Regions from separate parts of the Homo sapiens genome. Here region 2 is linked to region 1. A link is a contact called in ENCODE Hi-C or POLR2A ChIA-PET data. All regions are on one chromosome and are shown on one strand. Each heading gives the region's core, a stretch centred on a gene start or an enhancer-like site at or near the end of the contact. The rest is flanking DNA. Distances are from core to core; before and after follow the strand shown.

Region 1 (3,175 bases), core at 472-2,971:
GGAGCACGGTGCTTTGAGGAGCTGCTGGCTCTCCCAGGGGCTCCTTGATGGGGCTCCTGTTGCCTCTGCCTGTCCCGGGGCTGCTGCTGCTGGAAGCTGAGACTCATCCTCATTTTCCATGCAACCACGGGCAGGAAGGAGCCTGCACGCGACATGCCAGGGTGCGCGCTTACCCTGGGCCCCTCGTGCACCGGAGGAAGAGGCCTGCCTGGCTGTGGGGTAGGGTGGGGCCAGCTTCTGGGCTGGGCGCTCTGGCTTCCGGGACACCAGGCGGAATGGCTAAAGCAGGGAGACACAGGCCCCTGTAGAGCTACTGGGGCGGTGACAGCTGGACTTGGATGCTGGCTTCATGACCGTGCTCCCCAGCGTTCCCACCTGGTGATGTCCCTCCCCTGGAATCTGCCGGAGGCCCAGGACTTTCTGACCCACAGGATGCCCCAGGAATGACACCATATGACATCTGAGGCCAGGTCACACAAAGCCTGGCAGCTTGGCCTGGCCTGGTGAACGTGCTCTGGAGGGAGCCAGCTGCCACGGGAGAATCCAACTACCCCGAGACCACCATGCTGCAGGGAAGCCCACGCCAGCCACATGGGAGGCCAGCCGGCCCTAGCTGTTCCAGCCACCCAACTGAGGGCGGGGGCGAAGAGGCCATCCTGGACGGTCCACCCCGTTTGGCCTTCAGACGACTCCAGCCCCAGCTGCCACCTGATTACAACTGCAGAGAGACCCCAAGACAGGGCTGCCTGGCTGAGCTGGGCAACCCACAGGCCAGGCGATAACGGGGTGCTTTAAGGCACTAAGCTTTGGAGGAGTGTTTTGTTACACGGCAATAGTTAACAGGGAACTGGGAGTCGATTTCAAGCTCACATGGCCAGTCCACCCTGAGCATGTCCCCTGGGCCATAGTTCAGAAAGCAGGTGCAGGTCAGGGTTCAGGGCCAGTGTGGGCCTCAATATTGTTTCCTGCCCCCGTGGAGGCCGTGGTGGCATTTGGAGGGGGTCCTTGGAATCCATGCCCAAGGAAGCACTGAAGCTGCCTGGGACCCTCCCACACCCAGGAAGGGCCGTCATCAAGGTAGGACTTGCAGGGGGAGGGAAGGGCAGCTGGCTTTTGAGTGGAGGAGGGACAGCTCCAGAGACAGCGTGGCAGCTCCCAGCCACCCTCGCCACCAGGAACCTCGAGGGGAGGCCCCCTCGGCCCAAGCTCTGGCCCCTCCAGCTCCCTACTCTCCTCTCCCCTAGCTTCCTTCCAGGGCCCTCTCTCTTTGGTCTCCTGTGATTTTCTTCCTGGGCCCACAGTCCCTCCCTCCCTGGGGGGCTGCCCCGCCCCCGGCCCCGCCCGCGGACCCCTGGAGTAACTTAATCTCGGGGTTGTGGTCCATCCCCAGAGTGGGGAGGCATCCGCTCGGCCCATCGCACCCCAAAGCTGCAGGCCCTTAGCTCCAACCACCGCCAGGCCCTCCCTCCCCCAGCCAAGAGGTCCCGAGTCCCACCCAAGCACTGTACCCCGGCCCGGCTGGCCCCGCCCGGCGGCCGGGGTCGACCCGGCCAGTCCTTCCCCCGGGCGACGCCCACGTGCCTGCGCGGCTTCCCTGGCACCGCGGCGACCAGCGCCCCGAGGCGCGCGGCACCCGACAGGTGGCACCTGCGAGCCCCGCCCACCTCGGCCGCCCCGCCCACCTCGGCCGCCCCGCCCCGCGCGCCCACGGAGCATGCTCAGAGCCGCGGTCACGCGCCCGCCCGAAGGCTCCTGTCGGGACAGGGCGCCGCCCCGTGTCGGCCCCCGCAGAGCTCGCGGCCCCCGCCTGTCCGGGCGCCGCCATGGAGCGCATCGAGGGGGCGTCCGTGGGCCGCTGCGCCGCCTCACCCTACCTGCGGCCGCTCACGCTGCATTACCGCCAGGTGAGCCCGCGCCCCCGCGTCCCCCGCGCCCCCGCCGGCGGCCCGGCCCACGACCCGCGCCCCGCCCACCATCTTCCGCGCTGCCGGCCCCGCCCCGGAGCCCCGCCCCCGCCTCCCGCCGATCTCCCGGGCGGCCGCTTGTCCGCCCGCCGGATCGCGGGTTCCCAGACCCAGTGAGCCCCCAGGCCGGGGAGGGGCCGCGGGAGGGACATCTGAGGGGGCACCACTCATCCTTTCAAGGAAGCATTGCTGGGCCCCATCCTTCCCGCCCGCCCAATCCGACCCTCTTGGCAGTGGAACTCCTTGGTTGCCCTGGGGATCAGGGAAGGCTTCCTGGAAGTGGTGGCTTTCATGCTACCACTTGAAGGAGGAGATAGCTGGGCCGAGGAGGAGGGAGCAAGGAGCGCAGAGGCCGGGCGCAGGGAGGTAGGAGAAGGAGCTGAGTGAGAACTTGAGAGAGCCTCTCAAAGCAGGCTTCCTCCTTGGGGTTTTTTCCAGGGAGGGCACCTCCTTGGAGTCTCCATCTGCCTAAGCTCAGCCTTCCCCACCTCCTAGGGTGTCACCTTCTCCCATGCCAGGCCACGGCACAAGAGGCTGTATTGCCTCACTTAGCACCAGGCACATGGTAGGTTCACAAGGAATATTTTGTTTTGTTTTGTTTTTGAGACAGGGTCTTGCTGTCGCCCAGGCTGGAGTGCAGTGGCATGGTCACAGCTCACTGCAGCCTCAACCTCCTGGGCTCAAGCGATCCTCCTGCCTCAGCCCCCGCCCCAGTAGCTGGGACCACAGGTGCACACCACCACACCTGGCTAATGTTTAAATTTTTTTGTAGAGACGACGTCTCACTGTTGCCCAGGCTGGTCTTGAACTTCTGGCCTCAACCGATCCTCCTGCCTTGGCTTCCCAAAGCATGGGGATTACAGGCATGAGGCATATGTGTTGGGTGAAGGAGCTGCTGCCATCCTTTTCCCACATCCAGTGGATCACTGAGTCCCGGGCCGTCTTCCTCCAAGCCCAGCCCTGTCCAGTTAGGGCCCCACCTTTTGCTTGCATGCCCACCTGCCCCCAGCAGATCTCCCCTCTGCCAGAGCTCCTTCATGCCATTAAGGCAAAGACCACCTTCCTGGTCACAGTCAGTCCAGCCCCCCAGCCTATCAGGTCAGGTGGTCCAGGTCGCAGTGCCTCTCTGCCTGCCTGCCTCCCTCCCTCAGGGGGCATCCTGTCCCCCCCATCACATCCAGGACTCTGCCCCTCGCCATCCTGGAGAAGCC
Region 2 (3,175 bases), core at 235-2,734, 100 kb before region 1:
CAGGTGGGGGCTGGGGCTGCGCTGCCCAGGGGCCCTCCTGACCTCAGGCTGCCTGGGTTGGGGCCCAGCTCTGCCCATTGCTTGTGGTGCCACTAGGCTATCTCCTTTTTTTCTTCTACTGACTTCAAGATTTTCTCCATGTGAAGAGCTTTGTTCTCCACAGAGAATGTAGTCTGTATTTTCCCAAAAACTCGCGGTATCTTTACTAGAGTTGGTCGTGCCTCAGACCTATACAAATTGCAAAGAGTAGTGTCGGTGCAGACGCGTGCATTGCAATAGGATTGGAAACCAACAACAGAGAAAGAGAAATGGCTCATCTTACCTTTTCAAAAGCCTTTTAAATACCTTTGGTTCAAGAAAGAAATGAAAATTGGAACATACATGCTCCCTAATTAGGGGTGAGTGTCAGTGAAGGTTGTGACCTGCAGGCCCAGGAGGCCCCGTGGACCCCACTCACTGTGTGGGGGAAGCTGCGGGGCCCCCACCCCTCTTGAGTCTTACTGGGGATGGGTGGTTCTGGGGGACCCTATGCTGATCTTTGTACCTGGGTTCCCACCTGAGGTTCTGCAGCTGCAGCCTGGGTACCTGCAGCATCAGGGGCCATGCCCTGCTGCCCACTCAGTGAGCTCTCCCACCCGCCTGCCCCGGGCCAGGCACCGCTCCTGCCTGGGTGGGGTGTGGGGCTGAGGGAGGCCATTGGTCCAGCCCCTGTCCTGTTTCCTGCTGACTTTTCGCCGGAGTCGTCCCTTTTGCTGCCAGTCAGGCCCCCTGCTGTGGCAGTGATGTCCTCCTCTGCCTTGGCTGGCTGGGCCCGCCGTACCTCCTTGCTGTCGAGTGTCCTGGGAGCATGTCTGTGAGGCAGATCCTAACGTATTTTTCAAATACTTCTGGAGACACAAGAGGGGATTTTGGCCCATTATAACTGGCACATTTCTGATGCTTTGGGCTCTTCCTGCCTCTTATTTTGTATTTCGTATTTATCTTACCTTTTGTTTGTTTGTTTGTTTTTTGAGATGGAGTCTCGCTCTGTCACCCAGGCTGGAGTGCAGTGGCGCGATCTGGGCTCACTGCAACCTCCGCCTCCTGGGTTCAAGCTACTCTCCTGCCTCAGCCTCCCGAGTAGCTGGAGTTACAAGTGCCCACCATCACGCCCGGCTAATTTTTGTATTTTTAGTAGAGACGTGGTTTTGCCATGTTGGCCAGGCTTATCTCGAACTCCTGACCTCAGGTGATCCACCCGCCTTGGCCTCCCAAAGTGCTTGAATTAGAGGTGTGAGCCACTACACCTGGCTGTATTTATCTTACTTTTAAAAAACCCTTTATTTTGATTGATTGATTTATCATGGGTTATGTTTGTTTAAATTTTGTTTATTCTCCTTTGTTCTCCCCATACCGCCTTGGTTGAAGTTTTCATATCAGCCCTGGTCCCGCTGCAAGCTTGGCCCACGGCCTCCACTCCCGCCCGCCACCCAGCCTGCCAGGTTTGGTGGAAATCTGTGAATGTAGCTTCCGACTGTTACTGTTTTGGTGAAGTCTTGATTGCCTTTCTTAGAAAACTGCAAAGATGGAAATAAACTCACGGGCCACCCTTCCTGCCCGCAGCGACAGTCATGTTCTGCGAGGACTCTGTCTCCTCTGCTTGCCTCCGTGCACCCTGCGAGGTCACAGGCCCCTCCTTTGGTTTGCTGGGGACACGCTGAGACTGTATTTAGAGAAAGGGTCTGGGAGAGAGAAACTCCTGCCCCTTCCCCCTGGGATGGTTGCCAAGGGGTTGAGACAGGCACCCCATGGAATGTGGGGAGCATCTGCTCCGGGTCCACCAGCAAGAGACGTTGAATGCCAGTGTGTTTTGATCTCTGTTTTTAAAATCTCAGGCCTTTTGGGATGATTTCTTTGATGTTCTGAAGCGACGGTTCTGAAATGCCGCTAGGTGGGGCTCTCTTCATTGACCTGATGAGCCTTTCGTTTGGGACGCGTTTCTCAGGGAAATTCTTTTTCTGTTCTCTTGGTCTGTTTTTCCTAGTATAGCACGCATAGTAAAGTGCATGAAATGTGCTGACCTTCCATGAACCACCTGACAAATCCACATGAGTCAGGCCTGCAGCAGCTCAGAAAGCACCTGCTGCCCACTGGCTTCACTTGGTTTTCTGCTTCATACAGTGGGAATCATATAGAAAGGAATTTAAAAAAAAAAAAAAGACTTGTAATTTTTAGAGCATTTTAGGTTCACAGCAAAATGGATCGGCAGAGAGTTCCTGTAGACTCTGAGCACCTCCCACCACACAGCTTCCCCTGACCCCGTCAGTGCCCCCCTCCACTGTGGTGCACGAGCTGCAGTCAGCCGCCCCACATCGACTCATCAGGATCACGCAGGCTCTGTCCACACACCCGGGCTCAGGATCACGCAGGCTCTGTCCACACACCCGGGCTCAGGGTCACGCAGGCTGTATCCGCACACCTGGGCTCAGGGTCACGCAGGCTGTATCCACACACCCGGGCTCAGGATCACACGGCCTCCACCTCACACCTGGGCTCAGGATCACGCAGCCTGTATCCACACACCCGGGCTCAGGGTCACACAGGCTGTATCCGCACACCTGGGCTCAGGATCACGCAGGCTGTATCCACACACCCGGGCTCAGGATCACACAGGCTGTATCCACACACCCGGGCTCAGGGTCACGCAGGCTGTATCCACACACCCGGGCTCAGGATCACGCAGGCTGTATCCACACACCCGGGCTCAGGATCACACGGCCTCCACCTGCACACCTGGGCTCAGGATCACGCAGCCTGTATCCACACACCCGGGCTCAGGGTCACGCAGGCTGTATCCACACACCTGGGCTCAGGGTCACGCAGGCTGTATCCGCACACCTGGGCTCAGGGTCACGCAGGCTGTATCCACACACCTGGGCTCAGGGTCACGCAGGCTGTATCCACACACCCGGGCTCAGGGTCACGCAGGCTCTGTCCACACACCTGGGCTCAGGGTCACGCAGGCTCTGTCCACACACCTGGGCTCAGGGTCACGCAGGCTGTATCCGCACACCTGGGCTCAGGGTCACGTGGGCTGTATCCACACACCCGGGCTCAGGGTCATGCAGCCTCCACCTGCACACCTGGGCTCAAGATTATGCAGCCTCCACCTGCACACCCAGGCTCAGGGTCACGT

The links. Hi-C counts contacts between places; a loop is a spot of excess contacts on that map. ChIA-PET counts read pairs that join two places held with the same protein, here RNA polymerase II (POLR2A). Pooled maps may share reads with other maps.
Region 2: a loop to region 1 is called in a pooled map, with 2.2 times the contacts of the local background. The contact joins the enhancer-like site here to the promoter of NUDT14 in region 1. A Hi-C loop is called at or near these places in 2 of 50 pooled maps. POLR2A ChIA-PET finds 5 or more read pairs at or near these places in 5 of 52 experiments (AG04450, Caco-2, H1 and 2 more).

What each region holds. Positions count from the first base shown.
Region 1 is chr14:105,179,858-105,183,032 of GRCh38, reverse strand. NUDT14 (nudix hydrolase 14) reads left to right here and starts at 1,721. Exons shown (of 5, transcript NM_177533.5): 1 at 1,721-1,904. The coding sequence starts at 1,824. RefSeq lists a silencer at 1,552-2,021.
Region 2 is chr14:105,280,768-105,283,942 of GRCh38, reverse strand. All of the region lies in intron 2 of BRF1 (BRF1 general transcription factor IIIB subunit), which reads left to right. Among named protein-coding and RNA genes, the nearest start is that of BRF1, 19 kb to the left of the region's middle. RefSeq lists an enhancer at 375-916. Within about 2 kb of position 1,484, at least 2 of the 41 ENCODE cell types and tissues checked have a DNase peak (open chromatin) inside an H3K27ac peak, as active enhancers do.